Linked DNA regions of Mus musculus: region 1 is linked to region 2. Evidence: chromatin loops called from intact Hi-C (ENCODE). Cell type or tissue: heart. All regions are shown on one strand. Each heading gives the region's core, and the rest is flanking DNA. Links, peaks and the distances in the headings are about the cores only. Region 1 overlaps Inpp5a (inositol polyphosphate-5-phosphatase A). Region 2 holds the start of Gm32571 (a long non-coding RNA gene).

Evidence for each region. Peaks named below come from ENCODE experiments on the same cell type or tissue, not always from the same donor. Only the 100,000 strongest peaks of a DNase experiment are listed, where the experiment ranks them.
Region 1: it touches region 2 in a loop (7-fold over the local background); 2 of 42 quality-filtered maps call a loop at or near these places.

What each region holds. Positions count from the first base shown.
Region 1 is chr7:139,460,783-139,477,232 of GRCm38, reverse strand. The region is part of intron 2 of Inpp5a (inositol polyphosphate-5-phosphatase A); the gene reads right to left. Among named protein-coding and RNA genes, the nearest start is that of Gm46004, 80 kb to the right of the region's middle. RefSeq lists an enhancer at 7,623-10,857. In heart, for the core only: CTCF peaks have their summits at 3,834 (motif pointing right), 6,515 and 9,208; DNase peaks (open chromatin) are centred at 3,872, 7,572, 8,573, 9,132 and 2 weaker places; H3K4me3 peaks cover 678 bases; H3K27ac peaks cover 6,345 bases.
Region 2 is chr7:139,359,374-139,375,823 of GRCm38, reverse strand. Gm32571 (a long non-coding RNA gene) reads left to right here and starts at 14,924. Exons shown (of 3, transcript XR_389966.2): 1 at 14,924-15,133; 2 at 15,974-16,056. In heart, for the core only: a CTCF peak has its summit at 9,122; DNase peaks (open chromatin) are centred at 6,913, 7,383, 9,073, 11,523 and 4 weaker places; H3K4me3 peaks cover 1,420 bases; H3K27ac peaks cover 6,767 bases.

The DNA of each region.
Region 1 (16,450 bases), core at 3,182-11,181, 100 kb before region 2:
CCAACCATTAAGGTTCCTACTTTTCCAAAGCATTGCTGAAGTTACCAGCAAACTTTGCTTGGCATAGGCAGTACAGTGCAGGAAAACCAACCATCTCCTGGGCAGTAAGGTGGTAAGGCACTTGGTTCTGCCCTCTTGGAGCATGGGGAGAGCAGCAGCACCCTAGAGGGCAGATCACTGATGGGAGGCTGAGCCCCAGCAGACATTGAAGAGCTAGTACAAGGGAGGGGGTAAAGGGGGGGGGGGAGAGGAAGGACTTCTAGGAAGGGCTAGAAGGCAGGATCAGAGAAGAAAACACGAAGTTGAGGTTACTATGACCACAGGGCCAAGGTGGTAGCAGGGAAACCCACAGGCAAGGCTGGAAGCCAGTGTATCTAGAGCCAGTCCAGGGTTAGGGGAAAGTCCCCAGGAGTCACAGTTTTCATTTTAGGAACCGAGTTACATAATCATTCTTCAAATCTGGTCTTCAAATCTGGTAGTCTTCATCTAAATTCCAAGTAGCACTTTCCCTTTCTAAGTGAGTTTTTATTGTTTAAGCAAATAGCCTTTCATAGCACAAAGGTCATATTTGAATGACTAGAACTCAAGGGTCAATTACGATCCTACATATCTTCAAAAGAAAAGAATCTAAGATCAACAGCTATGGGCAGTGGAGGAAGAAGCTCCAGGATAGCAAGAAAACACTAGCATAACTGTCAGGCAGGGCATGGTACCAGGCATACTGACCCCTCTCTAGACACTATAGGCACTTCTCAGAAGTCAGACTTGGCCAGAAACTCCAGAAGGAGATATGACCTCACCAGGGCAGAGAACAAGGTAGATCGGACCATGCTGTGGTCATAAGATAACTGTTTAACGTAGACATCATCTGGAAGAGACCTAGGCTCAGGGGGAAAGGCCCAGGAGAAGGAACAAAATGAGTGGCTGGTACTCTGAAGGGCCACATCTACCCAGCAGGCCAGTCTGCTCTGTTGAAGGTCCCTGGTTGAAAAGAGTGGCATCTGACAGACAGCTATGCATTGAAAGCCAGCAAACAGGATGAAAACCATCCACAGCAGGTGTCAGCACAGCCTCAGGACCATAGCAGGAAAAAGCCTGGCTGAGACTCAACCAAAGTTATAGCCAGCACCGGCACCAGAGGGAGCACTGATCATATCCATCCCACAGGCACGCAGGCAGGAGCACACTGTGTGTATCTAAAAGTGGAGGCAGAGCAGAGAGCTCATCAGATGCACCCAGAGAGGGACTTAGCCCTGCCCTGACTGCCTCAGAAAAGCAAAACCCAAACACCCTCGCAAGTCGCAGGGTCCTGAACCTGAACAGAGAATCTGAAGCCTCACAAGGGTGACAAGGACAACTCTAGAAGGGTAGCTGGCCAGCTGGCAGGGGTCAAAGGGTGCTTCACGTTGTCAGTTACATTAAATTTTTTAAAAGTAAAGTATGTTTGTGTGTATCTCATACAGTAGTAGTGAAGACTTTAAAGGAACAGAGCAGTGCTGAGAAGGTGGGCTGGGACTGTCAGACGAGTCCTGACCTGACCAGGCTGTCCAGGACATACCTCACCTCCTAACCTCACTGGACCTTCACGAGCCTCCCATCTGCCAGCTGTGGGCTGTGTGGCACAGGCTTGGGACTGATTTGCCTCTTTAGGAACATGAACCCAATGAGTGGCACACTGTACCCAACAACATCACCAAGAGCTTTGCCTAAGTCCCTGCACATCAGTGACTCCATCTTGCCCTGGATTTTACTCCTCACCACTGACGTCGGTGCCCACACTGGGCTAGTGGTTTGGGGATCACCTCATGATATGATCACACCACTGTGTGTCTTGGGGCCAGTTTTTGTCCTGCCTAAGCTACTTCTATACATTAAAGATGAGGCTTCCCCAACAGGTGGTAGGAAGTAGCCATGAGCTGATGTGAGGAAGGGCTGTGGGTCACTGCCACTTGGCAGGACTCCTTTGCTTCATTCATACCTGGGCACATTTGACCTGGGCCTCAATCTGTGTTGGACTTGGGGATATGGAATTCACAATGATGATCACAACACATCTGCCATAGTCAAGGAAGCAATGGGCACTGTTGTCTCCTGAGATCCCAACAGTCTGTGTGACTGGGATACGAGGAGTGGTCACCTCAGAGGACAAGGCTGGGATCCCACTGGGCCACAGCAGCAGCACCAGGAGCATGCTCTGGGTAGCCATTCCTTGTGGGTTCCACACACTGGTGCCAGCTAAGCCACTCTAGTAACAGGGCACGCTTCTCTCATGGGAACACACACCTAGGACCTGTCTAACTAGCACTCAAACAGGAATCTCATTCAGAACTATATCCTGGCGCTCTTCCATTGACCCATTCTCGCCATGGACTGATATCTGGAGTGTTTTGTAGGTGTGCCTGTTCTCCTCACAGACTGATATCTGGAGTGTTTTGTGTGCCTGTTCTCCTCACAGACTGATATCTGGGTGCTTTGCTGCTAGCATGCTCTTTCTCTTTATGGAGCATGTTTGTTTTAAGAACAAGCAGCATGCTTACCTTCATAACAGATTCTTCTGCAGGCCAACACCACACATCCATTGTTAAGAAAGCCCTTCTAGGGGCTCTGGTATTTTCAAGCTCTATGTAAGCTGAAATCTACTTTTGCTCAGCCTTCATGATGCATGTCCCCGGCCCCCTCCCTCGTCTATAGGACCTCTTCTCTTGCTTCTTTGGCTACAGCTTTCTTAGGTTGGAGGAATTTTTTAGTTGTATGACACCTACCCACCATGTGATGCGTGAGTTCCCCTTGGGTGGAAGCATAGATGATTAATGAACATATCACATGACATAGGGTTGTAACTGGAATATGAAGGAGGAGGGGAAGAGCAGAGCAGAAAAAGTAATTTTAAACAACAACAACAACTAAATGCTGTCTTAGTTTGCTGAGATGTACAGTCTCTAGAAAGTCAATGGATTCCTGGCAAGCTAAGCCAGAGAAAACCAAATATCACCAGACCTATGAGACCCAAAGACTGGAAAAGTTCACGAGAGCAAAGTAACGGAACACAGACCCAGCGAAGATGCTCCAGTTCCTCTGATGTCATTCAGGGAACAGATTCTCATGTGACAAGAATACAGGCCACATCCATCAGGAAAGAAGGCAAAATAAGTACATTTTCAAAGAAGAAGAAAATTCAGGAAAATCCCTTCCACAGACCTGCTCTGCCCCAAGCAGCACCAGGGACGGTTGTGTGCAGGGGCCACTAGGATTCGTGGAATGGAGGAAAGGTCTAGGTAAGCAGAAAGATAGCTTCTTGCTGTTTTAGATACATAGCTTCTAAGGTAACTAAATCCACACATTTTCCCAAATTTCATATATACATATATTATATATATTAAACACACACACACACACACACACAAAACACAGAAACCGTGATATGTGTGTTTATACATAAGCAAAACAACCCACATCTCAGCCTCAGTGTGACTGAAGATGATATAGCGGCACTGCTAACACACCCTGGATCAGGGCTTCTGGAGAGACAAAAAGTTAGGTCAGGAAATGGAGTCCCCAAGATTCTGGGGCAGATTCCAGGCCATCCGTGCATGGGCTCTAGGGAGATCTCGGGGGTCTACAAGTTAGAGCAGGTCGGCACACAAGAGAATCATCTGTGGCAGGCTTCCTGAGAAGAAAATAAAACATAGAGAAGCCACCTGGGTCGGAGGGGAGTAAAGCACAAGGGAGGAGATGTCCACAAAGGAGTTTGAGAAGTCAAGAACCATGATGCTCAAGAAGAAGCCATCAGGAAATAAGCCACAACCAGCCAGGGTACCTGACTCAGCAACTGACAGGAGAGGGCGCCAGCACACCAGGAATCTCGCAAGCTACCACCACAGCTGGGAACAGCAAGTTCCAGGAGTCCCTGGCATGCTGCTGAGGGTTAAAAGTCCTGCATACAGAGAAGCCTCTACAGGATAACCATGCAGCAGAGTAAGCTAAGCTCACTGTGACCACAGAGCCAGAACCACCACAAGAAGAAATGAAGAGCCAAACAGGAGACGAGGACCACAGTGCTCACGGAATAGAGTGATGGCAGGAAGAACAAATCACAATGGGCACCAGGAAAGAGCAAGCAAGGAACCTCAGCACTGTGTAAGTGAGAAGTCCTGTTAGGCAGGAAGGAAGCAGGAGGAGGGAGTGACAGCCAACCGGCTGGGAGGAGGATACAGAGCTGAAGCAGGACAGAGCAGAGCAGCACTGGCCACCATCACAGGAAACAAGATTGAATTTGCCCAGAAACAGGCCCCTAGAGCACCCGAAACAAACTTGAAAACATCTCCAAGGCCTCTGGAGCAAAAGCCCTACAAACAGTAACAGCAAAAGCCCAGCCTGGGACTGGACTCTGCAAAAGCAACGTCAAAGGAAGGAAACCATAGAAACACCTTCAGAAACATTTCAAGGGGACAAAGTACTATATCCACTGAGGGTACTGCCAAGCCAGCTTCTCATAAGGAAATGGAGCATGTCTGTCCCAACAGTGCTCTAAGACATCTAGGTGATCCAGGTAGGGACTATCTGTTTAGGCCTTGCTAGCCACTTGTGTGTGTGTAAGAGCTGAGCTTTCAGGGAGAACATAAAACCAGCTACAGGCTATGCCCCACTTCCTAAAACAAATTTGGCTAACAAGGTGCAGATCCCAGGTTCAGTCACTGATAGTGCCTGTTAGGTTCTTCAGCACCCACAGGTACAACTATACACTACATATAACTCTTTACAACCTCAAGGTTTCCACACAGATAGGGGAGCATTTTTACCTCTTCCATCATGTACCCAATCTGATGTTGTCACCAATGACAAGCCATATATGGAACAGTGGTCTCCAGTAATGGAACTGGAAACCCTACCACCTCATGATGGCATGGTGTTGGTGTCTGTGGTAATGCCAGCACACAGCCACTATTGCACAGATGACTGTTCCTGGTTTACATATTCAGTGTGCTGTATCTTCAGAGATAGAGTGTTCTACTCCTCCTTCCTAAAAAAAGACTTCTCTAAAATGGTCTGCCTACAGTGCAGCAGCAGCAGCCTCCTCCATCTCTAATCATCACACCCCCTTACTACATCCAAGGGCTACCCTGAATGCCTGCCCTGGCCACCAAAGTATATGAGTATACTCTGGATGCGTGCCTAGCAAAAGTATCTCATGACATGCTTCTCAGAATGAGTCCCTGCTGTTAATTGACACATGACTGTGTATCACAAAACTAGGGCAACCACTCAAAATGCCAGTAAAAAGGCAAACATCTAAAACATAAGTCAGAACAGAACACAAAACACAAAACAAAGTAGGAATGAGAAACAAAGAACAAAAAGCAGAGTATGCACGCAGCAAGCAAGCATGAAGGGCAGACCCAACCCAGCCCACTGATGCTCACAATAGCAAGTCTGGACCTGCTCTGAATGATGTGGCTGTGTAAAAGGAAACAGTTCTTTGAGATTGTCCCCAGAACCAAACCCACTAAGACAGCTCACCAGCTGGCCCTGGAGTCAGTCTGGACAGCCGGTGGAAGGTGGTAAGTTGTAGAGAGGCCTCAGGTGTGCTGCCAACCAAGACCCCACATTAGGAAGGCACAGGTTTGAAGCACTTATTCAAAGAAAGAGCCACTTCATGGGGACAGAGTCAGTACTGATGCCAGAAAAGGCCTCAGAAGATGAAACTCAAAACCATCAGAGAGGAAGACAGAAAAATGACCTAAGGGAAGGGGCGACAACACAAAGCACTCTGGGCAAAAATAACAGAAAAAGAAACAGAGCCACAGTCACTGAAGAAGCAACATATACACTCATGTGCAGACTCACAGTCATGGCACACACGTGTACACACACTCATGTGCAGACTCACAGTCATGGCACACATGTGTACACACACTCATGTGCAGACTCACAGTCATGGCACACACGTGTACACACACTCATGTGCAGACTCACGGTCATGGCACACACGTGTACACACACTCACACAAGCACACACTCTCATGAATACAAACACAACCAAGACACGGGATAGCATAACTGGAAGCCAAAACCTATGACGTCACAAATTCTATGACACGCTCACTGTCTATAGGATGTGAGCTCTTGTTAGATGCGTTCTCCAGCAGAAGCCTTCTTCTGGCCATAAACCAAATCTCCATAAATCTTAAAATATGGAAGTCACAGAAGCTGTCCTCTGAACACAGAACAAGAGTCATAAGAAAAGAACACACATTACTAGAGTCTGTTTATACAAACAAACAAACACCACAAATACTGGTTTATCATAAAGCAAGCCAGCTAGCTGCATGGTGGCAGCAGAGGACAGAAGGGATGACAGGCCCCAAAGCTTTTATTTGCAATGCCCAGTCACATCTTGGTCATGTTGAGGGACTCATGGTGTAGACCTAAATATTCCAACTAGATGGATGAACCATTTGTCAAGAATGTCCCAACAAACTCACAAAAATTTGAATTTCTACTACCAGAGCAATCAGTTCTGACCATGACCTGTAGGGAACCATGAGGCCCTGAGTCATGGCTGCTGTTCACTAGGACTCAGTGCTGTCCTTCGAGTGCAATGACAAAGGGGCTTCCTTCTTGTTCCTTTGCAGATAACCATAATAACATCTGTGGATAACTCACCCCATAGTCCAGTTCTGCTTAAAGACAATGGAAGCGGAGGAGCTGGGGAGAACATTACAAGTCTGCCAGCTGCTGAGAGGCCTTGTACTTGAGAGCACTGGCTGCTCTTCCAGAAGACCTGATTTTGGTTTCCAGCTCATAACCACCCATAGCTCTAGTTCTATGGGATCTGGCACATTCTTATGGCCTCTGAGGGTATCATGCATGCATGAGGCACACACTCATGAATGTACGCAAAACCACTCCTGCACATAAAATAGAATAAATCTAAAAAGAAAATCTGCCAAGCTTAGCTGGGGTGGGGGGCTGGCCTGGAGTTCATGTCTCTGTCCTCTACTTCCACAGGCTTGTAGCTGATCAGGCAAATGTATTGAAAGGCAGAGACCCAAAGCTTACATCCCCTTCAGCCAGTGACCATAGTCCAGCGTTTCTCAAACTATGGGTCTCAACCCCTTTGGGTATCAAAAGTGATACCCACAAGGCAACCTCTCACAAGAGCTGCCTAACACTATCAGAAAAAGCAGTTGTTTACTATTCATAACCATAGCAACATTACAGTTACAAAGTAACAACAAAAACAATTTTATGGTTGGGGGGGTCACCATAACATGAGGAACTGTATTAGGGTCGCAGCATTAAAAAAGTTGAGAATCACCAAGATAGTCCCTTCTGGAATTACTGGAATGGTCTTTAGAAACCCACCTTGAAGCATCACAGTGAGCAAGCCTGGATTGTGGGAAATTCTGATTTCCCTTGGAATCTCCGTTCTTCCCTCCTTTGCTGATGAGAAGGCAGGTTCCTTACAGCTGTCCTGTTGTGGAGCTCAGCCTGTGTCAGCGCCCATGGCAGTGAGGAGCTATGCTCAGACCACGTGACTCCCCCTGTCTGAAGGCTGGCACAAGGACCAGATCGCATGCCCCAGTTGAGATCACATGCAGGGCTGCCCCAGCCACTGTGTATGGTGACAATGCAGGCTCATAGTATACTGCTGGTTTCTAAAGTGTGCCAGGAATCACTGGCTAAGGAACAGAAGGCTCCTCAGTGTCAAATGAGAGTGCTTGCTCAACTCACTATACAAGCAATACCAGCCTGGGGAAGGGTGGTATTCAGCACCTACCTATTTCCCTGGGGCCAGTGCCTCGAGCACACCCTGTGGGTGGAGATACCAGTAACTCATGCCATGTAGCAGCAATTGCAGACTCACAGCACAGGCAGGTCAACCAGGGCCACAGGCAGAGACAGCGCCACACAGTCATTAAGGAGAGATGAGCCCAGGGCTATCACGATCTTCAGTCTCACTGTCACTTACTTCATTATGTCACTTACTTCATATAATTTGATTCTTAATAATAGCAGCATCGAATGTCTGACCCACAGCTCCTGAGCACTCCGTAGGCTCCAGAGAGCTTGCCAGCCAGTTGTAGCTGCCCACTTAGCAAAGGGTGGAGTCAGCAGAGGAAAAGCAAGGGCTATCCAGGAACCACACAGGACTATGATTCTTGCTTTGCCACTGGCTTCAGAGGTCTCGAGCCACAGCTGAGAGTCTGTAGTGTGACTCCTCCCCTTAGATAAATGTTGTAAGGTATTAATGAGAATGTAGGAACCAAGTCCCCAGCACAGGAGGACAAGTGACACTTGTTTGGAATCAGCATTTGTGCCAAAGGCTACATCAAGGGCAAGCAAGATATCGTCATGATGGGCACAGGCTGTCCCACTCAAAACCAGAGAAGTTGGAGATCTCATGTAATATCCTCATAGCAGCTACAAGACAACCAGCTGGCCCCTGTGCTGGTCTGAACTGGCTGCCTGAAGGAGCTTTGTGCCCTTGAAGAGCCTGGGCAGGCAACATAGCTGGCTTGAGAGCAACACAGTCAGTTTTCTTGGTGAAGCCAGTGGACCTCACAGGTTGCCTGGCAGCAGGATGTCTGGAGGATAGAGCGTAAAGTCAGCTGCTATCAGATGTCACATCATGGCACCGCTGGTGGGAAATACCCTGGAAAATAAACTCCAGCCCTCCACAGGAAGTAGCTGTGGACTGCATGGAATTCCATTCAGTGCTGCCCTTGCTTGACAATGGGACTGACAGGTCTTCTCCAGGACACAAGGAGCCACTTCTGACTTAAAGATGACGCAGCTGCTGCAGAGAGGTTCTAGTGCCATTTCTGTGAATGTAGTCTTCAAGGAAAGCTCAAAAATACATTAACTAACATTTAATATAGTAAAATATTTGGAAAAGCGTGAACTAGACATTTTGGCCAGAAAGAGCACAGGGGTTTACATACACCATGCAGGCTGGAACACAGCCTTCCAACAATAAGTCCTTCTCTGTTTGGGACACAGTGCAGATGCCTGAGTACAGGGCCAGCTCAGCTCCCAGGAAGCCTACACTGTGAGCCTGTGGTCATCGACCCTGTACACTGCCAAGAGCAGAGCTAAAAATAGCAACAACCAGGCCTTGTTAGGTAGGTTTCCTCCAAAGAGGAGTACTGGTGACCTAAAAAGGAATTCCATCCTGCAGGCTGTACTACAGGAGCCCGGCCACCAGGATAAGCACTAGGGACAAAAGAGCTCTCTGGGCTGCGACCAATGCCAGGTTCTAAGCACCCACTGCCCGGGGCTCAGCTGGGGGCTCTACCACATCATATGGGCTGGGCAACAGGCACCCCATACCTGGGTCTGTGGTTCTCTAGTCTGGGATTCACTAGCTACAGCTCGTGGCTACAGCTCGTGGCAGGCCTCATCCAACGACCTCTCTCAAGTCCATGCCTAGCACAGAGGGCCAGCTTGGGGGCGGGGGGTCAGGGCGCACTGCTCTGCACAGGACACTGTAAATTTCACTGACCCTGTGAGCAGGCAATGTAGCTGGCCTAAAAGCACAGCCCAAGGTTTTTTGGTGAGGCCAGTGGCTCTTGCTGTGTTCTTCCCTTGTGGGCAAAAGTCCTAGCAGTTCCTATGGGGACTTAGGAGAAGCCTGCAGCCCGTGAAGAGTGACAGACAGAAGCTGTGGGACGAGGTCCTGTCTTTGGACCCTATGCTTAAGGAATTCTAAACTATACAGACTGATTCATTTTCATTTAAGAAGCCTGTGCCTCTAACTAAGATCAGAGCAAATTCAAACTGAAGACCGCATGCACAGAGCTGCAAGGCCTCCGCTAGTTTCCCTGGCTTTCCGGCAGGGCCATGGCCTTGTGAGCACAGCCAGAAAAGCTGTGGTGCCATTGGACAGCTCTCTCAGGAAGCTGCTTGCCACACAGAGTCTTGTAAAGTCCTTCTTCACTCTGGCCACCTCTAGCTCACTGGTGTTTACTGTGAGGCACACAGTAGAAAGGGGAGCCCCATCTGTGCAGTCCAGAGCCTCCAAGGTTCCCAGAGCCCCTGTCAGCTCCATGAGCTGTAACAAATGGAGGCAGTTTCTCAGTTGAGGTTCCCTTCTTTCAGATAACTCCAGCGTGTGACAAGTTGACACAAAACCACCGAGCACAGTCCTCATGGCCCAACCAACTTTCTTTTTTAAGTGTCTTGCTCCACCCATTTTCCTCTGGCATGACAAATGACACACAGCCTGTGCTGGAGAGGAAGGCCTGCAGCATTACTGAGTCTCCTGCCACTGTCCTCTGTTCCACCCTGACAGGAGAGGGTGTCACTCCTCTTCAGGGCCTGCTTCTCACACTCTGGCCTGACTCTGAGTGCGCAGCAGTCCTTCCCCCCCCCCCCCCCGACCCCACCACACACACCACAGATCCTCAGTCCTGCAGCTCCTCTCTCCACAAGGGCCTGCTCACCTCTTCCCCCAGTTCTTGTTTGTCACTGGCAAGCATGGCTTTGGGACGGCAGTGACAGGGCTCGGATCCTGACAATACTGAGCCATGTGGCTGCGAGCATATCTCACTGCCTCTTTAAGCCTCAACTTCCTTATCTTTAAACCTGGGTATCAACCTCCAAACTTCTGAGGAAGTTGGAGGAAAGGCTGAGGACAACCTTGACCCCAGGGGTGCCCACAATGATGTGGCATGCCCCTCAGCATTATGGCCCAGGGGGACCTAGCACATTGCAATCCAAGCACACTAGAGCACTGCAGCCCAGTGTGCCACAGACTGGGGATGCCATTACTGACTTAGGAAATGAGAGACATAAGGAAGGACGAAGACATAAGAGAAATGAGACCTGTCATATGAAGGTGACAGCACTAGCACCCAGTATTTTTTTTAAGAACACTTCATCTAAGGCTCTTCTCACAAGTATCTTTACAGATTAATAATTATATAAGTAAGCAGCAGTCCAGCCCTGGAAAGCCCAATAGGCTAACCTGTGTTAGCCTGGAGCTAAGCTGCTGGACCACTGATACAGCTCAGTGAGATGTCTCTAAACATCTGAAGACGAGATCTGCTGAAGCTGTGCCCTAGGAGAAGACTCTACTGTAAACTGACCACACTCCTTCCCAAAGAGACCCTGCTGGATGGCTTTATGTCAACTTGACACAAGCTGAAGTCATCTGAGAGGAGGAAACCTCAACTAAGGGAAAAAAAGCAACTCAATAAGATCAGGCTGTAGGCAAGCTTATAGCACAATTTCTTAACTCATGATATTTGAGGAGCCCAGACCATTATTGGTGGTGCTGCTCCTGGGCTAGTGGTCCTCGGTTTTACAAGAAAGCAGGCTGAGCAGACCAGAGGAGCAAGCCTATGTAAGCAGCAGCACCTGTCCATGGCCTCTGCATCAGCTCCTGCCTTCCAGTTCTCTGGCCTGTTGGAGCTCCTGTCCTGACTTCCTTCAGTGATGGGCCACGATGTGCAAGTGTAAGCTGAGTAACCCCTCTACTCCACAACTTGCTCTTGCCATGTGTTTCATCATAGCAACAGAAACCCAAACCAAGACATACTGACCACACCAATCCCTGGTGTGTCTCATGCTGCTGTGGCAGCAGCTTCATCAATACAACTCTCAGGTAAAAAGCAGAAAAGGCAAGCTCCAAGGACTCCAAGGAGAGGGGCAACTGAGACACTCAGCAGCCAGCCACCTTCCCTCGTGTCGGGCTGTTCTGAACAGATAACATAAAACACACTTGATTCCCAAGACAGCACAAAACACATAAAATATTTAATTACCAACTATACTGATCACCATAATAACAGCTTAGAATCACAGGGTTAATTCAAAATATTATTAAAATAAATTTCACACATTCATAGGGCACAGTCAGGTAGATCTCTGTGAGTTCAAGCCAGCCTGGTCTACAAAGCCAGTTTCAGGCCAGCTACATAGTAAGATCCTGCCTCAAAAACCAACAACAAAAACAATACACTCCATTTGTTTCCTTCCACTTGGTAAACTGTGGTCCTGGAAAACTTGAAAGCATATTGCATTCCTACCTGATATTTCTAGTCTGTCCTTCAGTAGTAACACTGAGTCTTCAGAGGCCACAGGACTCACCAGCTCAGCCAGACCCAGACCCTTTTCTCTGTGAGCCCTTCAACTGCCAAGAGCTCAGGACAGCCTGCTCCATGCAGAGCACCAAGCCACAGTTCACTCCACAGCCTTCAGCATCCCCAGAGCAAATGTGTAGCTGAGAAGGACAGGCCAGGGCTGCCCCGCCCTGTGGTACAGGAAGTCCCTTAACTGTGTCCTAGCGGTACTGAGCCAGGAGGACTCACAGGTAGTTCCCTTCTTTTTGACAACTCCTTTAATCCTCACTCTAATGGGGTGGGTGCCATCACCCCAGGACAGGAGGTAGAGATGGATGAAAAAGCTTGCTTGAAGTCACAAAGCAAGGACGGGCTGCGACGAGAATGGAACACACAGTTCTGAAGACAGAAGCACAAGATGCTAGTACATTTGGGGTTGGTGCAGACCATCCCTGTTTACATCTCTTGTTTACATGGGCACTTATCCCAAGACCTCATCTAAGCCTCACCACCCCATAGGTCCCACCACTGGCACCACCACAAAGGAGAGTTGGACTTCAAGGAGGCAGAAGCACAGTGAAGACTATAAATGTCTGAGTCCCACGGCAAATATGACCACGTAAAGGATCTAAAACACAGACCAACAAAACAGGAGCAGCTCTTGGGTCTGGCAGACTCAGATGCTTCTCTTCACATGTGCCTGTCTGTCCGCAGCTTTCTCCTGTAGGTGCTGCCACAATGCCCTTCCACACCTGGCCATTCTCCTACTGATAGGTCATGGTGCCCTCACCTGGATACATTCTGAACATCCTTTGGCACACATTCCTGGAGTAAACTGAGAAGAACTGGTGTCCATAGAGAATGACACACAAATGCCCAGATAGCTCTGGTCAGAGGGAACCCTGATGCCACCAACAGGCAAATCATATGTCACATATACAGTGACAGAAGAAGGAAGCAGTACCTATAAAGCAGTTACGTGTGATGCCTCCAATCTTGAGAGATAAAAGAAGGAAGACAGATTCCAGCAACGGGCATTCTGGAATAGGCAACTCTGACTGGCAGAACCTCAGGCTACCCCTGGGAAGCAGGCAGGACGACCACACCCTGGATCTAGACACACGAGGTGTCGATGTGCAAAACCCTACCAACAAGCACTTCAAGTTAAAACACTTGGGCCCAACAAGATCTAATATACAGCAGCCTCCTCGCTCCTCAGCCAGTCACCCTGGTAGCGAGAAGACCCAAGGGGCTCCTGGACTACCCTCAAGACTGGTATCACCAACTCCAGGACCCCTGCTCCAAGCCAGGGACAAAATTTGCCTCATGCCTGTATGGATCTTGTCAAGGCACTTCTGTAACTTCAACCAAAGAGAATCTGAGAGCAAAGGAGCCTAACTTCATCAGAAGCTTTATCATATTCTTAGACTCATGCTACTCCATGGCCTGCACATGGGACCCTGATCCAGCTGCACCCCATCAGACCCCAGTGACAAGACTGTTCCCAGGGCCTTCCTTCTCTACCCCTCCCACTGCCCCTGACCAAAAGGCTCCTCTTGTACTCCACAGAAAACCACAGCACTGGCTTCCTCACCTCTGGCTGTGGTACACTGTGAAAATGTATTGCTTCCCATTCTAGGCCAGGCTCTGACTCAGAAGTTGAGGGTGATTCCTGCCTCTATGGAATGACACTACGTTATAGTGTGTGTTTATAAGACTGGTGAAGCTGTGCCTGGTGGTACAGGCATATAATCCCAGATACTGGGGAACCTAAAGTCTGCCTAGCTACTCCAAGCCTGCCTGGGTAACTTAGTAGGACACATCTCAAACTCTGATGATGATGATGATGATGATGATGATGATGATGATGGTGATGATGGTGGGGGGAGGAAGAGGAGGAAGAGAAGGAAGAAGAGGAGTTGGAAGAGGAGGACTTTTAAAGAGAAAAGGAAGATAGGAATGGGCTCTAGCTCAGTGATATTGTGCATACCTTACATATGTGAAACTTGAGATTTAATCCCCATATACACAATGAAGGGAGGAACAAAGAGGGCACAGGGAGCTGGGCACAAGGAAGGGAGCTCCTATAGGACCTCAAAGATGCGCTGAGGCCCCAGCTTCTGCCCAGGCTGCTCTGTGAAGACCATAATGAAAGGGAGGCAGAGAAAGAAGCAGAAGGCCACTGCCTCTAACCAGGACAGGGGGCGATAACATGAATGGAGTGGTGAGGCTATGGTACTAGAACTCAGATGACAGAAGTACCCTGAGGGTGACAAAGGATGGGAGGGACACGGACTCTACAGCTGAAAACTAAAAGTGAGGATGAAGGGCTGCATCAGGCACAGGCAAAACTGCAGAGGCAACACCTTGCAGAGCAAGGGTGTGTGAGACATGACACACATGAGACCCAAGGGGCACCAGGACACTCCAGAAGCTGGAAATGGGGTTGGGAAGAAAAGTAAAGATGCAAACAGTGTAGCAACCCAGGGGACCCCAAGCATCCGCAGAGAATTTCAAAAGGAGTGCCTCAAAATATAAAAAGGCGGCCTGCATCCTGGGCACTGTGGCATGCTAGGCACTGTGGCATCTTGGCAATAGAAGGACAGCTGAGGGACAGAAGAGCTGCCACAGGAGTACAGAGTACACAAGTATGCAGCTGACATCAGTCTATCTATTTGGAATTCGCCGCTGCTCCCCCACTGCCCATCCCCATTCCCCCACCCCCACCCCACCCCCCGCTTCATTGACTCCTCAAAGAACCCACGCAGCCCAGCAAGGTGGCATTTCTGCTCCGCAGTCCTGTCACTTGTCTGTAGCGCATGACAGTCATGTGGCATGTTCTGAGCTTGGCTTCTCTCAAAGGCATGGATTAGAAATAAAGCAGCTGAACATACTTGCATCAGGCCTCAGCACAGACACGCTCTGTGTCAGCTAGGTACACAGCGCAGGCCCCGCTTCTTAAAAACAGCATAGTACTGTGAATCAAAGAATTAAACCCAATAGATCCATATATTAGCCCTCGGGTTCAATAGCTTCCCATCGCTGACAAGCACACCAAAACACACGAGCTTTTGAGAATAATCCATCCCTAAGCCATCCCTCCCCACCTGTGATTTCTTTTCATTCCTTAACACTGTTTTCATAAGAACTGTTCCTAATTATGATGAAGTCTAACTTTGGGGGTTTTCTTTCTTGAATATACTTTTAGTGTTGTATGTAAGAAATCTTCACCTGCCAGGCATGGTGGTGCACAAATTTAATCCCAGCACTCAGGAGGCCAGGCTAGCCTTGTCTACAGAGAGTTCCAGGGCAGCTAAGACTCTACAGAGAAACCCTGTCTCAAAAAAAACAAAAAGAAAAAAAAAATAAAGAAAAGAAAAAGAAATCTTTTATCTAACCTAGGATGACATCTTTATTGACCAATCAGGGATAACTTGGGAGGCAAGGTTGCAAAGCAACCTTCTTTAAAATCTTCCTTCTAGAAGTTTCATGGGCCTAAGTTTCACATTTACTCCAGGGCCTGTGTGGGGTCAGTCTGTGTACGCAGCAGCAAGTGAGGACTGACATTTAGCTCTGACTCATGTTGAGTCACAGTACAAAGTGTGGACTTCATAGGTGCGTGTGCACCGCCTGAGCAGATGTCCCAGTACCACCGCCCGAAAACTGGGAATTCCGCACCGCCGCCACTCGCTCGCTCATACCCCTGGGTCTTCTCCACCTCTGCTGTCACCCATCTGTGCCTCCACTGTTAGCAACTCGTGTTTAGACTACTGCAGCGTTACAATACTTCCTGGAACCAGAACTTTGAGTCCTCAAATCTTGTTTTTCTCCAAACTGTTCAGCCCTTCTAGTTCCTTTCTCTGCCCATATATTTTTATAGAAAAAAAAAATCTTCTGCTGAGAATTATTTTTGAGACAGGGTCTCATTGTCCAATCCAGGCTGTTCTCACATGATCCTCCTGTCTCAGCTGCCCAAGTACAGAGATTACAGGCATGCACCACATACCTGTCTTCTTCTGAGATTTTTATCACAACTACATTAGATTAGCAATATGGAGATGGAGATGATGGAGAATTAGCACTGACAGAATCCACAAATGTAGCATCTCTCAAGTTCCTCATGGTTTTTATTCCTGCATCAGTGCTGCATGGCTTATCAGCGTGTATCTATTTGTTGAGGGTTTGCCTGTTGCTATGCATCGTGGTACTAGACACTGGCCCCCAGCATCTGATTCCTGATTGTAGGGATGAGGAGATCCTCGAATACACTGGTGATGCTGTGTAACCTTGCCCCCCAGCTTATCCCTGATTGGTCAATAAAGATGCCGACGGCCTGTAGCTAGGCAGAAGAGAGATAGGCAGAGTTTTCAGTTTCCAGGCTTAGG
Region 2 (16,450 bases), core at 3,589-11,588:
TTTTAACTTATTTTAATTGAGACATAAACATAAATGTTAGGCACATGAATGGAGTACCACATGGTTTGTTTGCTTTATTTTGTTTGACATATTGTCTCTCTCTCTATGTAGACCTGACTGTCCTGGAACTTTCATGTCGACCAGGCTGGCCTCAAACTCACAGAGATCAGCCTGGATCTCCCTGTGTGCCTGGGATTAAAGGCATGCACCACCATAATCTCTCTCTCTCTCTCTCTCTCTCTCTCTCTTCCTGTTTTTTGAAATTATAATACAATTACATTATTTCTCCTTCCTATTCCTCCTTCCAAACCCTCCCATATAGCATCTTTGCTCTCTTTGAAATTTGTAACCTCTTTTTTTCCCTTATTATATAAGTGTGTGTGTGTGTGTGTGTGTGTGTGTGTGTGTGTGTGTGTTGCTCAGGCTATATAATGTTACTAATATGTAAATGTTTCCAGGTTTGATCTGTTGGTATTGGATAACCAACTGATGTGCTCTTACTTAGGAAAGACTGTTTCTCCTACTCTCAATTTTCCTTGGTTGTCAGCATTCATGGTGTAGGGTTGAGGTCTCGTGAACTTCCCCCCCATCCATGTTAGCACGTTAACTGATGTCCTCTTTGTTTGAAGCTATTCTTTTTATATCATATATCTTAGATTGTTTCTGGGCATTTTATGTGTTTTTCACTGACCCTGGGATTGTCTCCTACCATGTTCAAATTGGCTAAACTTTATAAGTAGAAGAATATTTAACATTTAAAAACTGTCACTTCTGGTTTTCCCTCCTTTATGATTTATTAGACATAATCCCAAATGTTTCAGGTAGGCCATTAGATCAGCAAGTTTGAAATGAAGACTATACTGCTATTTAAAGCTAAATTGTAATACACTTGAGAACAGAATATACATGACAGATTTTTTTCCAAACCACAAATAAATTTAATTAAAATTGTTTATTTTTGAAATATGAGTCAAGTAAAATATTTTCTTTGCAATTCATAGCATCATAATTTTTAAGATGAAGTGATTCTTTAAAAATACAAATCTTGCAGACATAGTGGCACATAACTTTAGTTAGTCCCAGCATTCCAGAGGCAGAGGCATAAGGCAGGCAGATCTCTGGGTTCAAGGCCAGCCTGGTTTACAGAGTGAGTTCTAGGACAGCCAGAGCTGCACAGAGAAACCCTGTCTCTGAAAACAAAACAACAACAAATAAAATAAGGAAATAAAATAAAATATAAATCTCACCTGGTTTGGGCAGTGGTACTGGTCTCACTGAAAAAAAAAAGGGGGGGGGGATTGGGAGGATACACACTTCTTGTTTCAATTCCTGGCTGTGCTGTGCCTCTGCCTTCTCTCCATCATCCCCTGTTTCTTTCTGCCCAAGAGCAGAACTACAGATGGCACAGATGCCCACAAGCAGCTGGTTCCTTCACCTTTCAACACTCAAATGAGAACAGAATCAAGTAGTGGAACTGGAGCGGTTGTGTTAATTGGAAGGGTCATGGGGAACTCAAGGCACCTTAGAAATCCAGAGACTCCTTTTCCAGACAAAGGCCGGAACACAAACTAGACCCAAGACCCTGAAATTCTAGGAATAAAAAAGGAGGCATTCTTCTGACTCCTTATGATAAGGGGCTTCTCTGAACTTTCCCTTCTCTGAGGTCTCCCTTCACAATAGAGGGCTTCTCTGAGGTCTTCCAGACCTTGAGATTCTCCATTTTCTTTCTCTGCCCCTGGCCTTATAAGCCCCAGGGAGCCTGGGCCCTTCATCATTCAAACACCTTAGGGTAGTATCGCGTTGGCAAGAAAAGCAGAAAGAAGCCACATGCAGCCAGTTCAGGACAAAGGTAGGCAGATCAGAAGAGGCGTCATTAGATGTAGGCAGCCGGGCTGGTGAGATGGCTCAGTGGGTAAGAGCACCCGACTGCTCTTCCGAAGGTCCAGAGTTCAAATCCCAGCAACCACATGGTGGCTCACAACCATCCGCAACAAGATCTGACTCCCTCTTCTGGAGTGTCTGAAGACAGCTACAGTGTACTTACATATATTAATAAAATAAATCTTTAAAAAAAAAAAAGATGTAGGCAGCCCAGAGCCTGATCAGAGCTCAGATCAGGAGCCTGCAGGATTACACAGTTTGCTCTGCTTCTAAACACACATGGGGTTTAGAGAACAATCCATGGTGCTATGCTAGGGTTCCATCAGCAAAGCTCCCCAGGGCCAGTTCTTTCTCTGAGCTATGGAGCACAAAGAATGGTTCAAATGCCCATTCCCAGGTCTCCAAAGCTTTGGGATCCTCCTTGGGAGGGATACTGGCTTCCTGGGGCATTGGAAATATCCACAGGGCTCAGGTCTGCTGATCTGGGGAGGACAGGGACATGGCTTCCCATCCCTTTTGTGTGGAAGGGAAGGAGGGGTAGACACTCCTTGCTCAGCCCACTCAAGCTTCTTAAACCCTTCCAGACTTGGGATGCTCGTCTGATAGTCTCTCTCTCTCCAGTATCTTCTCCTTCCTTTTGCTGGCTTCTCCCTTGCTCGCTCCAGGCTGTACATGACTATGTCCATGCTCCAGGGGGCTAATGGAGAAGATAGTTTTCCATGATGCGGCCCACTTCCCACAACCAGGAGGGCACTGTCTGAAAAGAAATAAAAAGACTGAGAGAGAGAGAGAGAGAGAGAGAGAGAGAGAGAGAGAGAAGATCTACAGCAACCCAAGAAAGAAAACACTCCTTAGAGAGAAGATGGGCAGGAATGTGATGGTTAAAGCTGATTCCAACTTGACAGGACACAGAATCACCAAGGAAACAAACCTCTGGGTGTGTCTGTGGAGAAGTTTCTCAATTAAGCTAATCAAGATGGGAAACCAGCCCTGAGCACAGGTGGCACAATTCTATGGTTGGGGATCATAGACTAAATACAAAGGAGAAGGCAACTGAAAGCTGGCATCATCTCTCTCTCTCTCTCTCTCTCTGCTTCCTGACTGCCTGTGCTATGTGCCTTAAGCTTCTGATGTCATGCCTTTCCCCTCATTGATGGACTGTGCCTTCAAACTGTGAGCCAGAACAAATCATCCTTTAAGTTTATTTTGGCAGGTATTTTGCTACTACAACAAGAAAAATAACTAATCCCAGCCCTTGGGAAGCAGAGGAAGGTGGATGTCTGAGTCTGAGGCCAGCCTGATCTACAGAGCAAGTCCCAGGACAGCCAGGACTACCCTGTCTTGAAAATTTTAAATATATAAATAAAATAAGAGAGAGATGGAGACCTGTGTGTCTCCTCTCCAAATCTGGGTTGCCCATTTGGTCACCGTTTCTTGGACTTGCCTGATTGGGCCCAGCTCACAAACTTCAGAGTGAATAACAGTACCTGAAAATCAGCACCCAGACGAAAATTTACAGCCAGGCCAGGTACTCGTAGTATGCCCAGCTTCTCCAATTCCTCAAAGAGCCAGCCCAAAGAGCAACATTCTCAGTGGAATGGGATTGCACATCAGCTCATGCAAGCTAGAGCCCAAGGACAGACTTTGACCATATATCAAAGTGGTGATATGGCTTTGTGAAGCTTTCTTTGCGAAAGACACCAGGACTAGGGTACAGTAGCTGTCAACTGAGGAGCAATGGAATTCTTTAAGGCCAGAAGCAAAGGCAGCTGCTGCGGCTGCTGCTGCTGCTGCTGCTGAACTCTGATGGGAAATATTCGTTAAACCGGGGGGGGGGGGGGGGGACCTTCATAAGCATAGAATTTGAGTCAGAGACAAGTCATGGGTAGAGCGAATACGCCAGCCAGTTGATAGATCAGGGTGTTTTGGTAAAAAGGACTGTCACCCAAGTGGGGGCAGCCGTTCAACCTGAGGGCAGGTGAAGACTCAGTGTATGAGCCAACATCTGCAAGGAGAGAGAAGAGGGCTACCCCACAAAAGCCCTCAGTAGCTACATATCTATGAGAGGGGTTGTGGTCAGGACAGCCAGGGAGAACAGGGAAGACATACACGACCCCTTTCTCCACAACCCCTTCTCTGCGTTAAATCCTTCTGGAAGTTAGTAGAAAAGTGAACCTGGGTTGACCCTCAAGGGGCCTCAATAGAGGATATAGGGCAAGACAGGTAGAACAGAGAGGAGAGGCCAGCATTGTGGAACAACTGGTCCCCTCCCCAACTTGAGGAATGGCCTGCCAAGGGAGAGCAGGGAGGGGACACCCTCCCACCTGTTGCTCACTGCCTCATATCTGTACAAGATAAACAATGAACCAGGCCTGAGTCACCTGGGCTCCACTATCTGTTCTGAAGTAGAATTGTGAAAGATAGCTCTGTGGCTGGAAGGGGCACCCTCTTCCCTCAGGTAAGTCACTCAGGTGCCACCTGAAGTGTGGGGTTCTTTTGTTAAGTGTGTCCCCAGCCTTGAAGGCCTTTCTCTCAAGGAAAAATCACATTAGCCCTTCATAAGACAGCTATTGGACAGCTCTGAGAACCGGCTTACATTCATTTCTCTACAGATCCTTCTACGTGGAAGCCACACAGTGCCAGGGGTGGCCAAAATGTTAGCATAGGAGTGAGAGGTTCAGGACTTGTGCTGAGAGCACTGGCTTGGTGGCATGGGCCACAGGATTTGTCCATTTGGGCTTACAACTAGCCCCTGCCTAACCCTGGTGGGGCTCAAGCTCATGCCCAAGCATCCCTCTCCAGCATCCTGGTCCTCATGTGATACAGATTTGCACTACTCTACCCCTCCCTGGAACTCACTGGCTGAACTCCTATCCTGATCCTCAGGGGTCTTTGGAAACAATCCTGATGGCTATGGAAACTGCAAGGTCCTACCACCAGGCGTTATATCCCTCCTCTATGTGGCCAGTAGCAAGCTCTACGTGCTGGGTTATGGGAAGTGGCTTCTAGGAATTCCTTAGGTGGACCATGCAACCTTCCTCTCCTATCTAGCAGATCCAGGCTCAGTGGGGCCCAGGCTGCCAAGCTGTTGCAGTCAGGTGGGCTAGTGAGGACAGTTACAGCCCCTGGGACAAAGGAGACAGAGGGGATGGAGAGATCACAGGGGTGGGGTTAGGGGGGACAGAGATATCCCAGATACAGCAAGCAAACACCTTGGGGTCCGTAGTACCTTATACAGCTGGCCATGCAGCTGAGCTCAGGAGACATGGCTCCGGGCGTGTGGTTAGTAGTATGACCTGGGAGCTTTAGGACAGGGGAAGAGAACTCAGATTCAGGCTCAACTTGGGGCATCTGTAAACCTGAGTAGTGGGCAGGGCAGGTACCATGTGTGGCTGTGTCCTGTAGATCCTCTCCTACTAGGTGAGCTTACAGCACAGTCCCCTCTCCCAGCCCTGGTGGCTAGAAGTCAGAGATCAGGCAGCCAGGCAACAACTCCACCCAGACATTGAATACAGCCAGTGCTTACTAGAAGGGGCAGGCTTTCTCTACGGCTCCTCAACCTAGAGCTTGTAGGGCAACCATCAGCAGAATAGCATCCTGATTCCTACCTGGCTATGCCAAGTTCCTCTACCCCCTGCCTCCAATGTGAAGCTTATGAGTTGCCTGCCTAGGCCTGATTCCTGTCATAAACTCTTCATCCCTAAGCAGTACTGTGCCAGGCTTCTTCCTCTCGGCTGTCAAAGCAAGTCTTAGATTAGATTTTAAGAGTAACCCCCCCACCCCCACCCCGTGAGCCTCTCGGACTACAGAAATTCCTCAAGGACCAGAGTGTAAGTCTTGTGAGCTCTGTATGGAGGGTAACTCTGCACAGATAGGGCCCTGCTGCTCTCATGGTCATGGAATTCTGGCCAAGGTGTGATCTGATTCAGGACCCGGATGTCAACTTCCCTCCGGATGCCTGCGGAAGCTCCTTAGTGCCCGCCAGTGAATTGTTATGGGCGAATGCTTAGTGATGGAAACCAGCCCATGCCTCCTCCAACCTTGCCAGGTCAGGGTGCAGCTTGGTGTGGGGCACCAGGGCACTCTTGAGCTCCTCCTACCCCTATGTTCTGTCTGGTCCACTGAATTCTCTGAACAGGAAGCCAGAGTTCTCAGAATGTGGCCAGGAAACAGTTTGGGAAACGGATCCCTTCCAGGCATGTGGGTCTATACTCTGATAGCCCTCTCATCCAGGGTGATCTGAAAGCTTAGCAGTAACCTCTGAGTCAGCAAGGGCTTCCACCATCTCCACAATGGACTGTTCTGGCCAGGCTGGCTTGGGCAGGGCCTTCAGGCATTGTTCCTTGATACTCTCCTTTGATAGTAGTAGCCTGACTTTGGATAGACCACTGAATCTCCCAGCCTCAGTTTCCCCATCTATAAGGTAATGTACCATAATCATGCCATCCCTTGAGATTAAAATAAGACAGAGGTTTGAGTGGAAGGCCTCCATCCAGTTTCTGGATCCAGCCCCTATGGCATTTTGTGGGTGCTGAGGAGATGTCAGGGTGTCTTTTTTTGCCACATTTAACTCATGGGTGACACTTCTGGTCTGCATAGAATAAAGTAAGTTTCAAGAACGAATACAGTATTTACTTCATTTTCAGAACATAAGCATCGCAGCCCAGAGTTATATAAAAAGAAGAAACACTTTCCGGCCAACCTTTCCTCCTCCCGCCTCTCCCTCAGGCTCCTGACAGTGCAGAGCCACAGAGCCGACTGCTTTTAACCTCAGGAAAGGTAAACCAGAGGCCCCACTCAGAGCTATTTTAAGCAGAGACTTATAAAGTAAAAGCAGCTGTAAAATGAAAAGCTGCAGGCACATTTCCATTTCCTGGAGTGATGGGACAAAGAGCTTTGCCAGCGGGCCCCGCAGCTGGATCAGCGCTTGGCCGGAGCTGGGTCTCCAGGCCTCAACCAGCTCCACCTGGCACCGGGCAAGGCCCAGCTTTGGAACAAGGATCCTGGCCAACATCAGTGCCAAGTTTCCGTAATTCATGTTGCAGGGAGGCAGCAAAGGCCATGGTGGGTGTGTCTGGCAGGGGCTCACCCTGGCCCTGCTGCATGCTGGGGCTCAGAGCCGGCCCAGCTGCTCCTGTGTGGCTCCTTCCTGCCGGTTCTCTATCTCTAGCCCAGGACAGAGTCTGGTTATCAGAATCCCAGGAGACTCGTGGGTGCCTTTCTTAGCATTTCTTTGCCTCCCATCTGGGGCCTACTTGGGAACCACTGACTAGATTGAAGAGGCAGAATTTAAGATTATGAAATAGCCCTCTTCGGGGCTGACTGTCTCCCACCCTGTAGCCCCCTGCTTAAGCCACCAGACCCCTTCCTCTCCCCCACACTGGATGCTACACTGGAGACTGGGCTGCAGAGTGCCATCCTGAGGATAGGGACTGTCATTAATTCCGAACCCTTGTTCAAGAGGTGGTGGAATACAAGCATGCTCCTTTCAGTTAACACTGGCTGAATCCCAGGCCTGGGTGGAGCTGTTGCCTGACTGCCTGTTCCCAGAGATCTAGGCACCAGAGCTGGGAGAGGGTGCTGCAAGCTTTCTTGGGCTCTGGCCGGGAAGAGTCTACAGGACCCAGCCATACATGGCACCTACCCAGCCTACTACTCAGGCCTGCAACTGCCCCAAGCTGTGCCTGTTCTTGAGCTTGCACCCCACCCCACCCCCAGGCTGAGAGGGTCGTTAGCCACCAAGGCATAGTGTCCACTTGAGTTGTCTCAGAAATGGTCTTCTCAGCCTGGGAATCAACCTCTATCATTCTCTGTGCCCCTACCTCTTTATCTGCATGGTTCGCACAATCTGGCCCCAAAGCCATTGGACACATAGGCTAGGCACAGATTAACAGTAGCCACAATAAAACTTGGTGGGGATCCTGTTCCATCATGTCATAGAACTAGCTTTGCTCATGGTCAGAGAGGTGGTTGCTTCTGAGGTGTCCCACTTCCTGGTTTCCAGGAACCCATGAGTCCACTAACTGTCTGATGGGACTTTCTGTAAGGCCTCCTTCTGGAGGTAGGGGTATAGGGGGTGGGGTGACAAACCCTGGGTTGGGGTCCACAGCAGTTCTATTTCCCCTATATGTATCCACTCACTTCAAAGATGGCGATATGCAATTTACACAAGGTGTTTCCCAGGCTCCTCAGCCCTACAGTGTTTCCGGTCTGTCCATTTTTGCTGACGTGCCTCTCCAAGGCTCTCTCGGCCAGCCAGAGTTCCCCTGGGGGCCTGAATGTGTCAGGTCTCCTTACAGGTGTCATCTGCCCCAGGAAAGCCCATCTTGTCCTGGTGAGAGATACTTAGCAGTCACTGCTCAACAGCATTGTGTCCCACAACTGCCTCAGTTTCCCAGTCAGTCTTTCAGTGATAACTCCATGGTGGCAGCTGGGTGACTGAAGGGACGGATGGACTTGTTCTCAGGGTTGAAGGGTTTCCAGGCAGCTCAGATTCTGGCAAAAGGTGAGCTTCCAAGCTCACCCTGCCATCAGGTCCACAGATGTTCCCCCCTAGGCTACCACCTGGCAGGTGCTCCTTTCTTCCAGGTGACTCCACTTAACGGGAAAGCTCCACAGTCAGTCCCCTTCTCTACAACTGCATGATGTGAATATTGAGTTTACAGATGACATGAAGACACTGGGCACCCCAGCATCCCAAAGGCAGATAGATAGCTTTTGTCCACAGTGACTGTTCATAAATAAGTTGACAAGTGTAGATCTGGTTGTTTTTGTTTTTTTGTTTTTTTCTTTTCTTTTCTTTTCTTCAGAGGTGGCAGAGTTCAGCGGCATCTAGAATGTTCTAATGGGTACCAGCAAAGAAACCATGTGATCTTATGTCTGGCTCAGGTGGAGGACAGGACCATGCTGTGGGCATTTGGGGGCGGGGGTGTATGCAGAAGAGATGTTCCCTTACACACAGAGATACCCGGAGACTCCCAACCTTAGCTACCAGATTCCCAGTATTGTCTTAGTGGCCATGGGTATAGGACTGTGCTTCCCAGGGGTGCTCACCCCTTGAGCAGGAGTTGCTCTGGATAGTGTTTATCGTTGGCAGAGTTCCTGGCAATCCTTCTCAGGAGATGTCCCTGTTAGCATTTTCTATGGCCCTGTCATCCCTCAGCTTGCCTACCCACCCAGTGGAATTCTGGGGACATATCTCCGTCTGGGAGGAGTTCCTGTTTCCCTTGGGGCTTCCTGAGGAACCAGAGTGCTGAGGCCAAGCGGGGGCAGTGTTTGATACAAACTACAGCACTTGTGCCAAAAAGAATAAGAGTTTGAGTGACTATGGCCCAGGAAGGAACACGAATTCAGGTAGCCTGAATATATATTCTACCATGGAAGTTATCACATGAAGATTTCATGGTCATGGAGTTCTTCAATCTGCAGCCATCTCTATCCAGAATGTCCTCATGGTCCAAGTTCTGTGCTTCAGCGTTTCTTTACACTGTCTTGTGACAACAGATTTTTAGCAGCAGAGAAGATCTGAAACTAGCCCCCAGGGAAGGACTACTTCCCAGATCCTGGAGAGTATTTGAAGACTGCAGAAGCAGAGGAGGGCCAGACACCCTGCCTGACCTCTGCCCTAAATGGAGGGAAGATACTCCATGATAATGCCCTTCATCAAGATTGCCTCCAGTGAATAGGTCTGGAGGCTATGTATGTCTGAACCACAGGAGTGCACAGGCCAGAGGGGAGATGGTTATCCAAAGTGAGAAAGACCTACCCTCCCGGCAGCACAGCGGCCACTTGTCCTGTGTCAATGGGATGCACTTATCTCCAGGTGCATCCCACTACCTGGGGGGAAAAAAAGCAAAACAAAAACAAAACTCCTGGGCAGTTTTACAGGAGAGGCTTGAATGAGTGGAAGGGGTAGGAGGCAGGCACCAGAGTCAGTAGTTCCCCTGCCCGTCACTGTCTTCTACCAGGAAGAAGCTGGAAAAGGACCCCAGGAGTTTCAAAGTCTTAACAAGATGCTGATCTACAGAGTAAGTTCCAGGACAGCCAGGACAGCATAGAGAAACCCTGTCTCAGAAACAAACAAGCAAACAAGCGAAAGTCTTAACACACCCTTATCTTCCTGGGAGGGTTATCTGAGACTACTTAGGAAGTGAGCAGAGATGGAGCCAGCCTGTGGATGGTGTTCAGTGGAAACTGTTTGTGTACCATGGGCAAGGACCTGGGTTGAAGTCCCAACCATGAGAAAAAGAAAACAGAGACAAAAAATCCAGACCCATGTCTCCTGACATAGCATGTCTCCCGACAGCTATGAGTCAAGGCCAACTATCAGATATGGCCACTAACCCTGGCAGAGTACATTCAAACAGAGCGCACAAAGTGTTCCTGACGGCTTGGTGACACAGACCATCCCTGCCATACTCCTGCATACATGCAGACAGGGCTTCCCCATGGGTTTTTTTTGGGGGGCAGGGGGGCGGGACTCTGGTAGAGGACATTTCCTACTTTTTTTTTAATGTATTGTTTACAGAGAAAAGTATCTTTTTATAGCCAGAAAGCTGTTTCCAGCTGAACTGCTCACCCTTACCCTGTGCTTGTGTTGGGGGCCAGGCTTGCCTGCAGGAGTCTGTCTCATAGGATCCTAGTCCCTGCTGGAGCTGGGGGCTGTGAAGGCTCAGCAGAGCCTGGGCTTGTTTGGTTCTCTAGCCTCTGGCTACAAAAGTGCCACTGTTTTAGGATAGGCAATTGGTCTGGGGTAGGTCAGTCTGAGGACAGCACAGTGCCCACGACCTCAGAAACTGACGGAAGGATTGGCTGAGGGTTCAAGCCCTGTCCAGTGTGGCTTCCGGGGCTGAGTCTGGGGTGGAGGTCGGGGTGTCCTTTGTCTGAAGTTGATGTGTGTGATGACGGGGTTGGGTGGGACGAGGGGCTGCTGTCCGTGGCTGCTTTCCCTGTGGAAACGGGTTATAGATTCAGGTGTTCCCCGACTGTACCAGATGCCCTGCATTCCCCTGCGGGCCAGATGCTGTCAGGAGAAGGATGTAGGCTGGCTTCCTGGCACTGCCCTCAGGTTCCAGGCTTGCCTTCAAATTCTTAAGTCACTTTTGAACAAGGATACCGTATTCTGTTTTGCCTTGCTTCCTCCTGCCCAACACAAGAATTGTAGAAGCAAGAGGTTCCTTGTGTCCAGAAAAAGACCCCACAGATGTTGGTGAATTGCTGGGGTCAGAGTCAAAGGCCTGAAGAGTCTCCTTGACCAAAGAGCAGTCAGAGTCAACAGGAACAGCCCCACCACAGTTACCAGGATGCATCAGGATAGAGGTCAGGCTGAGGAACCCCCAACCTGAGCAACAAGGTGGTATACTGGAGCCCCACAGCCCCTCAATGAACCCCCTCCCACCCCCCACCCCCCATTCTCCAGCAGCTCTGAACAGTGAGACCAGCCCAGGAGGATGGCTCTATCCACTCCTAATTATAACTTCCAGTGCTGGCCCAGCTAGCCGCTAGCTATTTTTAGCGTTCTCTAACCCAGCCCCCTTGTGACTCAGCAAGGTCCGGCTGGGATGAGAAAGTTGCTGTTGCCAAGGATGCTCCAGGGAAGAGAGCCGGGCAGCGCGGACCCTGGAGGTGGTGGGCAGGCCATAGAGCCTTCCCTTCCTTGGACCTTGGGCCTACAGAGCTCCGAGACAGCCTCAGCTGCTCTGCCCCTCCCCCACCCACCACTCCTGCACTTCTGGCTCAAAGCCGGCTCCTCCCCCACAGGCGAGCATGGAAAATCTGATGTCAGAATTCCAGCTTCTGCAAGGAATGTGGCCTGACCTTCACCTCCCAGGGAGCCATCTTGCCTGAGGCTCAAGGGGGTGGGCATATCCCCACCAGGCTTCTCTGGGCACTCTAAGACCCTCTCCACTTGAACAGGAGTACCCATCCTCCCCACCACAGCCTGCCCACCCTGGCCTACTACTGGTTTCGGCGTCTAGCCCTATTGCTGAGCACCCAAAGGTGCCAGGCAGCCTGTCACTGAGCTGGCCTCACCCCAAAAGCTCAGTTAATTACAGCTGCCCAGAAAAACAGCTTCTGAAGTGGGTCACAGGGTGAATGGGTAGCAGCGCGCGGGTTCCTACCCCAGCCAGGATCCCTGAACCTGAGCAGTATAGAAATCCCATCTGTGCAGTCCTGCAAGGGGTCTCCAGGATGGGGGAGGGTAGGTAGCAAAATAAAAGAAAGCTGGGGGCAGGATGAGTGCTGTGTACATGTGTAGACGTTTGTGCGTGTGGTATATACTACAGGTGTATGCTTGTGTGTACACAAAAACAGTGTTTGTATTTACACTCATTCCCTCAGGGCCAGACTCAGCATTGAGTAGGAACACCAGCCCAACAGGGGTGGGCACTGACCACCCTCCTACAGAATGGGAAGGCTTTGCCATGGGCAAAGGTGGAACTGTCCAGGAGCTGGAGTGGAGACCGGCAGGCCTGCTGAAGCCTTCCAAGTCCCAGTCCTTACAAGTTCTTAGAAGCCCTGGCTCTGCGCCTCCCTGGCAGCCCCAAGTAGCCTTTGAGTGCGGGAGACTGACCTAGGCTAAAGCGGAGACTGGTTGGCCTCTCCAGCTCTGCAGGAGGACGGGCATCCGTTGCTGTTTTCTGCCTTTCTGCCTTTCCTATGAAATGTCTGGGACTAAGTCTTCATGGAGCTTATGCCCTTGGAAGAGGAGGTTACCAAAACCCAGCTTGCTAATGTCCACAGTGGCGTCCGTCATTCAGTATTGGCCCTTTGTTCCTGTGCTTCAGCGTTAGAGTGCTTTCATACTGAGGGGAGAAAATTCATTCGTCAAGTCAGTTCCACCCTGTTAATCCTGCACTTGTTCGATATCTTCTAAGCCTGGCTTTAATAAAGCAGGGAAAATAGGAAGATTTATAAAAAGCCATTTTAGAGACTGGAGGCGGTATGCTTTTTTTTTTTTTTTTTCCATTAATCTCATTGTCACTTAGCAAATGATTTCCATTTGAAACACCTGGCTAGCTATCCCTGCTGCTGGCTTTCCCTTGAAACTTCCCACTCAGATGCCCCCAAGACAGAATAGTATATGGCTCTGACTACACCTGTTAAAATTGGGGTTTGCCATCTTTTGTTAAAAATCTAGCAGAAATTTGGACCAACAAGGAGATTGACAGACATTTGTGGCATATGTGACTAGAGGTCCCCCTGCTCCTGGCAGGCTGGTGGCTGGCAGCTGCTTTGGGGGCAGCTGCGATGAACCCTCCAACATCCATATTTCATCAGATGTAGCAGGTGGGAAGCAACTCCTTGTGCCACTGGGCCTAGAGGCTTCCAGGAGGCCACTGCAGTCCAGAAGAGTGCAACTACCAGAAGACGTACACACAGACCGACATGGTCTCACATGGATGGGGGCTACAACAAAGACACTCACAGAACAGAGGAGCTGTGCTGGATATAGCCGGGTGCCCAGGCATGGGTGGGGCTTCCCCAAGGCAGCCATACAGCCCTGGTTCCAAATGGACCCCAGAGGAGGAAGCCATCTGACATGTCCTACTTGAACCTGCACAATTGGGGCTAGGAGTAATTCTCCACTCTTCACAGATATACAAACACATACACATGCCACGTATATGCACACTACACATAGGTATGCACATGTACACATAGCACACACGTGTATACACGCAGGTCCATACACATATATACTATGTAGAGGTATATATACAGGCACACACCATACAAGGTCACGTGTCCCATAGCCCTCACCATCACAGAGCACATAAATCACCCTTCTTGAGAGAACAATTCTTCACAGGCAGGTGTCCCTGAAGATGATCTAAAAACCTGCATTGAATTCTGTGCAGAGGACACGGAAAGGGAAGCAGGCAAGGTGAGATGGGGAGAAACATGAGGAATAAACCATGAGAGATAAGCTTAGCAATACCACATATCGAGACAGAAATCAGCAACTCACTGCGGGAGATAGATAAATCAGCTCTGCCAGCTTTTGATAGACGAAGGAAATAACATTTTCCTTTTTTTTTTTAAGATTTATTTATTTATTATATGTAAGTACACTGTAGCTGTCTTTAGACACTCCAGAAAAGGAAGTCAGCACCATGTGGTTGCTGGGATTTGAACTCAGGACCTTTGGAAGAGCAGTTGGTGATCCTAACCACTGAGCCATCTCACCGGCCCTGAGATAACATTTTCAAGTAAGAAGGTGAGCCAAGTTGTTTTACAAAATGCTACATGCCATAAAGAAAATAAATAAAATGTATTTTCTAAATATATAGTATAATTTTATTTTAAAATGTCCAGATTCTAGGCCTCCTGGGACCACTGTAATATCCCCCAAGGAACTATGGTTTTGCTGAGACCCTTTTTTCCTGCAATGAAATATGCTAGAAGTGACTAGCACTATACCAGCCAGCCTTAAGTATTTGACTGGTACCAGGGCTATAGACACATGCAACCCCCTTCCTCCTGGTGACAGCCTGGGACAGTGTGCTCACATCAGGAACAGTGAGGCCAGCAGCAGCTGAACTCTCTTCTCAGGGCTGTTCCCATGACTCACACAGATATCTCCAACTACCAGGAACTGAAAAGAAACTCTCAAAAGCAGCAGTTGGGGGCTAGAGAGATGGCTCAGTAGTTAAGAGCACTTTCTGCTCTTCCAGAGAACCAGAGTTTGGGTTTTACACACACACTTAATTAAAAGAGAAAAGGTTTCAAGAATCATAAGGAAAGCTAAGCGATCAATCATAGAAGTTTGGTGATTTCTTCTGAATCGGGGCCTTCAGGGTAAACCTTTCAAAGAGTTACAGAAGTTATTGAGACGCATAAACTTTTCTGATAAGGAGAAGATTAGATATTGCCCAATGCATTTTATGAGTAAAATAGCCTTGGCCAGGAGATCAAAACTGATTCAGAAAAGGAAATTGCAGTGTATTTGCATGCAAAGATAGACTATTAGTCAATTGAATTCAAAAGGGGAAAGCCTGGGCCCAGGGTGTTAGAAGCTCAGGGTGCAGAGATAGTTGAATTCCAAGCAGTTTACAAGCTGAACATCAGCGAGGAAAATGCTCAGCCCAGTAAATACTAAGGATGGATTTGATGAAATTCTCATTTACACACAGTATTCTTTTTAAAGAATTTCAGTAGGGTAGCTATGGTGGGGCACAGTTTTAATCCCAGTATTGAGAGGCAGAAGTAGGCGGTTCTCTGTGACTTCAAGGCCAACCTGATCTACACGGTGAGTTCCTTCTTAGCAAAGGCTATAGTGAGACCTTCTCTTGGAAAGAAAAGTTTTATTTCATGGTGTGTGTGCGCGCGCATATATGTGTGTGTGTGTGTGTGTGTGTGTGCGCACGAGCGTGTGTAAGAGCCGGCATGTATACTACAGCATGTGTGTAGAGGCCAGGAGAGTCAGTTCTCTCCGTCTACTGTGAGTTCCAGGGGTGAAACTCAGGGCATCAGGCTTACACAGCCAGTACTTTCATTCCCTGAGGCGTTTCAGCAGTCCTGTGTGTAATACTTATTATAAAGTCTGTACATGTTTAATACAGAGACAGATTTTAAACCATATTCTATCTGCAAATGGATGACTCTACTGATGCAAAACTTGAAGACAGGGAGGGATGAGTGCACAGAGATGTGACTGGCTTTCATGTATCTTGAGGCCTTATAAATACACTGGGTTTTTTTCTTGTTTGTTACTGATAACCCCAGTCCAGTTAGTGCTGCCCGTATGTTCATGGGTGTGGGGCTATCCACTGACGTATCAGAGACTTATTAGCAGTCTCATCTTCCAAGTAGAGTGACTCACCCTTCCTCAGCAACCTCCCTCTGTCCACAGTTCTTATGGCAGGGGTGGGACCTCGGACAGGGGAACCCTCCCCTATTCCTTTTAGATTTTGACTGGGACATGAAGTTGGGACAGAAGCAGGATGGGAGGTACTAGGGGAAGTTGGAGGGACATAATGATGGATGAATAGGATACGCTGTACAAATGCTTGAAGTTTTTGAATAATCATCAGTTTGATCCTTGGGATTTGCAATGCTAAGACAGTAACTACTCCCTTGAGCACACTAGGTATGCACTATCACTGAGCCTCTCCCCAGCCCACCTTGGAGTTTTCTGCAGACTGGTTTTCCAGATGACTGTGTCCTTCACAAGTAAGTCTGTTTGGTCCTCTCTTATCTCAGAGTCATTAGGACTCCTGTACTGTAGCTAAGCTGGAGTGTGACGAGTGAGTGGCTTTTCCTGTCTTGTCCTCAAAGTGACAGGAAGCATTCAAACTGGATGTGACTGAGAAGGATGTGAGCTCTGCAGCTATGCCCAGGCCCTCTATCCCATGAAAGAGGTTTCTTTTTTTTTTTTTTTTTTTAAAGATTTATTTTATTATTATATGTAAGTACACTGTAGCTGTCTTCAGACACACCAGAAGAGGGAGTCAGATCTTGTTACAGATGGTTGTGAGCCACCATGTGGTTGCTGGGATTTGAACTCTGGACCTTCAGAAGAGCAGTCAGGTGCTCTTACCCACTGAGCCATCTCACCAGCCCCCAA